Regions from separate parts of the Homo sapiens genome. Here region 1 is linked to region 2. Evidence: read pairs that join two places in POLR2A ChIA-PET (ENCODE). Cell type or tissue: GM12878. All regions are shown on one strand. Links, peaks and the distances in the headings refer to the core of each region. The heading gives the core; the rest is flanking DNA. Region 1 overlaps ZCCHC7 (zinc finger CCHC-type containing 7). Region 2 overlaps PAX5 (paired box 5).

The links. Peaks named below come from ENCODE experiments on the same cell type or tissue, not always from the same donor. Only the 100,000 strongest peaks of a DNase experiment are listed, where the experiment ranks them.
Region 1: POLR2A ChIA-PET joins it to region 2 with 10 read pairs; 1 of 35 experiments calls an interaction of 5 or more read pairs at or near these places.

Annotation. Positions count from the first base shown.
Region 1 is chr9:37,287,585-37,290,501 of GRCh38, reverse strand. All of the region lies in intron 2 of ZCCHC7 (zinc finger CCHC-type containing 7), which reads right to left. Among named protein-coding and RNA genes, the nearest start is that of LINC01627, 110 kb to the left of the region's middle. In GM12878, for the core only: no CTCF peak of the experiment used is centred there; no DNase peak of the experiment used is centred there; H3K4me3 peaks cover 1,244 bases; H3K27ac peaks cover 1,561 bases.
Region 2 is chr9:36,947,733-36,950,649 of GRCh38, reverse strand. All of the region lies in intron 6 of PAX5 (paired box 5), which reads left to right. Among named protein-coding and RNA genes, the nearest start is that of MIR4476, 56 kb to the right of the region's middle. RefSeq lists an enhancer at 2,467-2,917. In GM12878, for the core only: no CTCF peak of the experiment used is centred there; no DNase peak of the experiment used is centred there; H3K27ac peaks cover 334 bases.

The sequences.
Region 1 (2,917 bases), core at 300-2,799, 340 kb before region 2:
GTATTTTTTGTACAGATGGGGATTTGCTACGTTGCCCAGGCTGGTCTTGAACTCCTGGGCTTAAGTGATTCACCCGCCTTGGTCTCCAAAAGTGCTGGGATTACAGGCATGAGCCACTGCACCTGGCCTCAATTCTTACAAATAGTTAGAAACACTCAAAATAAAAAAAAATTTTCAAACTAAAATTGGGTCCAATAAACCTGACGGTATATTCAGGGTTAAACTAAACATTACAATTATTCCCAATATTTACCATTCGTTTATTATTCAACAAATATTAACTCAGTTACTATCATTTGCAAGCACTATTCTAGATGCTTGGGATATACATATCAATGAACAAAATAGACATTGCTTTCCTTGATAGAACTTATCGTCTAGTGGGAAAGTGAAACAATTAAAAACCAAACATATTAAATATGTAAATGATGTACATTAGAGAGGCATAAGAGCTTTGGAAAAAAGAAAAAGTAGAGCAGGGTAATGGAAATTGGGTACGGGTTATAATTTTACATAGGGTAGACAGAATACCCTTCACTGACATTTAAGCAACAACTTAAAGGAGATGGAAGAATTAGCCATGTACTTCTGCGGTAAGAGCATTCTAGGCAGTAGGCACAGCCAAAGCAAAGTTCTTAAGGCAAAAATATTCCTGATGTGTTTAAGGAACCGGAGACAGGCCAGTATGGCTAGAGTGCAGAAAATGAAGGGAATGTGAAGATAAGAGTACAGAGGTATTAGTTTATGAAGGGCTTTGTAGGCCATTATAAGGATTTTGACTTTTACTCTGAGTGAAACAAAAACTCGTAAGAGTAATATGATTTGACTTATAACTCAAAGAATCACTCCACTGAGAAGAAAAAATAGATGGGAAGGGCAAGTATAGAAGCAAGGAGATCAGTTAGAATGTTACTGCAATAATTCAGTCCAAAAAAGATAGTACCTCTGACCAGGGTGGAGTAGTGGGTATGCTGAGAAGTAGAGGAATTCTGAATATAATCTGGAGGTAAAGCTAATAAGATTTGTTGAAGAACTGGATATGAAAGTAAAAGAGGCCAGGCGTGGTGACTCATGCCTGTAATCCCAGCACTTTGGGAGGCCGAGGCGGGCAGATCACGAAGTCAGTAGTTCGAGACCAGCCGGGCCAACATGGTGAAACACTGTCTCTACTAAAAATACAAAAAATTAGCCAGGTGTGGTGGCAGGCGCCTGTAATCCCAGCTACTTGGGAGGCTGATGCAGGAGAATTGCTTGAACCCGGGAGGCAGAGGTTGCAGTGACCCGAGACCACACCACTGCACTCCAGCCTGGGCGACAGAGCGAGACTCCACCTCAGAAAAAAAAAAAAAAAGTAAAAGAAGAACACAGTAAAAGATGACTACCAGGTTTTTGGCCTCAGCAACTAAAATGATAATTACTGCAACTAAAAAATGCAGAGGAACATGTTTTGAGGGAAAGATGAATTTAGTTTGGACAGGCTGGATTAGCAATAGTATTAAAATATTCAAATGAAGATGTGGAGTATGCCATTGGATACTGGATTATGAGTCTTAAGTTTCAGAGACAGATCTGAACCGGAAATAAAATTTGTCAATTATGGCATGGAGATGGTATTTAGAACAGGACTGGGTGAGAGTACCAAGGGTTTGAGTGTAGAGAAAGGATAGAACATGAGCAAGAATTTAGGAGTAACCAGTGAGGTGAGAGGAAACTTGGTGGGGGAATAGGTCAGTGCCCCGTAACCAACTAAACACAATGTATCTATCAAAGAAGAGGTGTTATCGATTATGGTAAATGCCACCAATAGGGCAGGTAAGAAAAAGACTGAGAACTGACCCTTGAATTTATTAGGAAAGTCACTGGTGATCCTATTAAGAGAAGTTTGGATGGAATGGTGATGCAAAAACCTGGCTGGATTAAAAAGAGAACTGAAGGAGAGAATTCAGGGGCAGTAAATATAGACAAATGTTTGATGATTTTGACCACAAAAGAAATATTCATTCACCATAATGTGGTACCCTATCTCCTTAAAAGTTCTACCTTCTATTATGGCAAGACATGACTTGGTATAGAAGGAAGAATTTGTATATTAGATGGATAACAAGCCCCCAAAGCTACTTGGGTTTCAATTTAGCTCCAGAAAAAAAAAAAAATCTATCTACCTATAAAAAAATCTATCTATCTATCTATATAGATAGATAGATAGATTTTTTTTTTTTTTTGAGACAAGGTCTCACAATGTCACCCAGGCTGGAGTGTAGTGGTGCAATCATGCCTCATTGCAGGCTCAACCTCCTGGGCTCAAGCAATCCTCCCACCTCAGCCTCCCGAGTAGCTGGGACCACAGGTGTGTACCACCATGCTTGGCTAATTTTTTATATTTTTGTGTTATATGGGGTTTTGCTATGATGCCCAGGCTGGTCTCAAATTTTTGGGCTCAAGCCATCCACCTACCTCAGCCTTCCAAACTGCTTGGATTACAGGCATGAGCCACTGCACCCAGCCTCTAGACAGAATATTGACAGAAGGTCTTTAAGTCCAAATGGTTAAATGTTTTTTTTTTTTAACCATTTAAACTCACACTGTGTTGACTTTCATTTCTAATACATATAATATGTCCTGATAAAAACCAGAATACTTTTATGGAGCAAAAAAGCTGTAAAAACAAGAAAAACCTTCACATTTGTTACATATTTAAAAAAAATTTAACACCATTGATCAAATGTAATTAGGACTAGCTACATAAATGTACCTATAATAAGTATATAATAGTAATTAGGACTAGCTACATAAAATGCAAAAAAGGTACTTTTTTGTGTGTAAAAACACATAAATATGTATACACACAGAGAAATAAAACAGTTAAACAGTTTCTACCTGTTTTTGTGTACTTCCTTTTCAGATATTGCTTGCTTAG
Region 2 (2,917 bases), core at 197-2,696:
CAAGGGGCAGACCCAGGATTTAGGTGGAAATTACAGAGAGGCAGCTCTCATCTTAGTTGAAGGAAACCTTCCAAGCAGGCGAGCTGCCTAAATGTGGATTGGGCTGGGAATCTTCTGTCGCTGAGAGTGTCTGGTGTGGGCAGTGAGGCCACTTGGGAGGAAGACTGAGGAGGGGTTTCAAGTGTCAGATTGGGGCTTGGAAGAGGTAACCACCAGGGTCCCTTCCAGCTCTGAGCTTTGGCATTCTGTGACGCATGTGGTTGCATTTCCTCTCTTCTATTTTGGAGAAAAGATGAATTTGTTGATTCTTTCCCAATGTCTTGGCTATGAAACCAAATGGGATGATTTTATTGAAGATCATCACATAGTCCAGCTCAGTGTCAATGCTTTTAAGAAGGTGCAGACCCTTCTTGGGTCAGGGCAACAGAATTGGTGATGTTTTCATTTCAGGCTCACCAAGAGGACAGATAACTTTATCTACCTGTTGGTTACAGTAGTTCAAGGGTTCCTGGCAAGAGCCGGCTCATCAGGATGAGAGCATGCAAGGAAGATTATGACAAACAAGCTTTCAGAAGGAGCTTAGGGACTTAGATGAGTTCTAAATGACAGGTTAATAACGGTCCTATCTGTGTCCATCCATGAGGCTGGAGCTGGGGAATGGAGATTAAGGTCAGTGGAGTCAAAGAGGTGTCGCTTAGGGAGGTCGAGGGTAGGTGAAGATCGTGGTGGGAGGTCCCGAGGAACGGGAAATCTGCCAGGAGGAATGGCCGCATTTCACTAACAGTATGAGGGGATTGGCTTGGGCAGATAATGTGGAATTCTGAGGAGATGCTGTGGTAGGATGGTGTGGTGAGCAATGGCATGGAATTTTGCAGACCCCATGCCTGGCCCAGAAAGGCCTGAGGAGAGGACGGTGGTGTGCTTTCTACTGGGGAGTGCGTCAGGGACCCATGTCTGGAGGACTGCTGGAAGTAGCATAGTGTCATGGTTAAGAGCACAAGCTTCGGAAGCAGCTGCTTGTGACTTTGCAACCTGTTACGTTAGTTTTGAGCTCACGTAATCTCTTGGGAGATTGTGGTAATAAAAGTGAATGTAGGCTTACCTCTGGAGTCTATGTGATTCTTCCTTTATTCCTAGCTTTGAGAACACTGGTTATTATCACATCTCAAACAAATACGAACTTTTCTTCCTTTGTGTACAAAGTTATTATTTCCAATCTACTTGGCTTTACCACTGCTTTATCCTCAGTTTTCTCATAAGTAAAATGGGGATAATAACAATACTTGTGTTGGCCGGGCACGGTGGCTCACGCCTGTAATCCCAGCACTTTAGGAGGCTGAGGCAGGTGGATCATGAGGTCAGGAGATCGAGGCCATCCTGGCTAGCATGGTGAAACCCCGTCTCTACTAAAAATACAAAAAATTAGCCAGGCGTGGTGGCGGGCCCCTGTGGTCCCAGCTGCTTGGGAGGCTGAGGCAGGAGAATGGCGTGAACCCGGAGGCAGAGGTTGCAGTGAGCCGAGATTGTGCCACTGCACTCCAGCCTGGGCGACAGAGCGAGACTCTGTCTCAAAAACAAAACAAAACAAAACAAACAAAAAAACAGCAATACTTGTGTTGTAGGTGGTTGTACTGATTAAACAAAGTTTGACAGAGGGTTCAGCCCATAGTAGGTACTCCAAATGTTCCTTTATTATCATTGTTATTATTATTAAGGAGTGTTCTGCCACATCAGAGGTTCTACAGGGCAGAGAGTCAGGGTCATGGTGGGAAAGGGATCAAGAAAGCTCAGGTGGGTAGGGCTGGGTTGGGCAGGAAAGGAGTTGGAGAGGAGGCAGGAGGGAGTTTGCGCAGGGAGACAAAGTGGCTAAGAATTGTCTTGGTGGGAGGGAATGAGAGACAGACCAGAAGGCCCTATCTGACCTGCAGTGATGGGGCATTTGCACTGGGGAGTTTCTGGGAACTTTTTCTTCCCCAGACTTTCTCTGTTTTTACTGTTTGCTTGGCTACAGATTACACAGGCAAATGAGCCCAGGCTTCCAGGGAAATATTCCATTAAAGCAATCAAAATAACAATTTGTATCACTTTTAGAACTTCTGCCTGAGGAGCTAAGAAATCTTTGTACTAAATTATTAATTCTGGGTTGTACTGTAAGGATCTTCCCCTACAAACAAACAATTTAATATTTCCTTTTTGGTGCAACAGAGGACGAGTTCTCCGGTCTCCCAGATCTGCCTCAAAAGGAGGGAGGAGGTATTTAAACCCAGACTGTGATACTTCTAAGGAAACTGCCTAACAGAATGTGTCCCGTCCCTCTCGGAGGAAGGGATGGACTGTCAGCCTCGGTAACCTTGTTCTCAGGGACACTCGCCGCTCCCACTTATGGTCGGGCTGCACCTGTGCTGGCCACATGGCAAGGCGGTAAGAGCCAGAGCTCTGGAGTCCCTGGTCCTGGAACCTGGCGTGCGTACCTGCTGGCTGTGTGATTGGGATAGTTTGCTCCCCCTCACTCAGCATCAGTTTCTCCATCCACAAGAGGAGGGTAGCCATGCCGATATGCTAGCACAGAGCTGGTGTGAGGCTCCCGTGTGTCTCCAAAGTCTTGGACAGTGCCTGGCACGTGGGAGACGTTCAGAGGATGTTATTTATTATTATTTGCATTCTCAGGGAATGTCTCAGTGATATAGACACGGCTCTGCCTTTCACCAGGGGCAACGGGGGTGGGGTGCACAGAGAGTGTGTGGGGAGGAGGATGAGGAAGAGGGTGCCAGGTAGGGAAGTGGAAAGAGGAAGAAGAGAAAGAACAAAAGCATGGAGACATATGCATATGCGTTCAGTCTGGGAAAGGGAGAGTAGTTTCAGGTGGCCAAAGTGTGAGGTGTGCTGGGGGTGGGGGTGATGGTTTTGGAAATTCTGT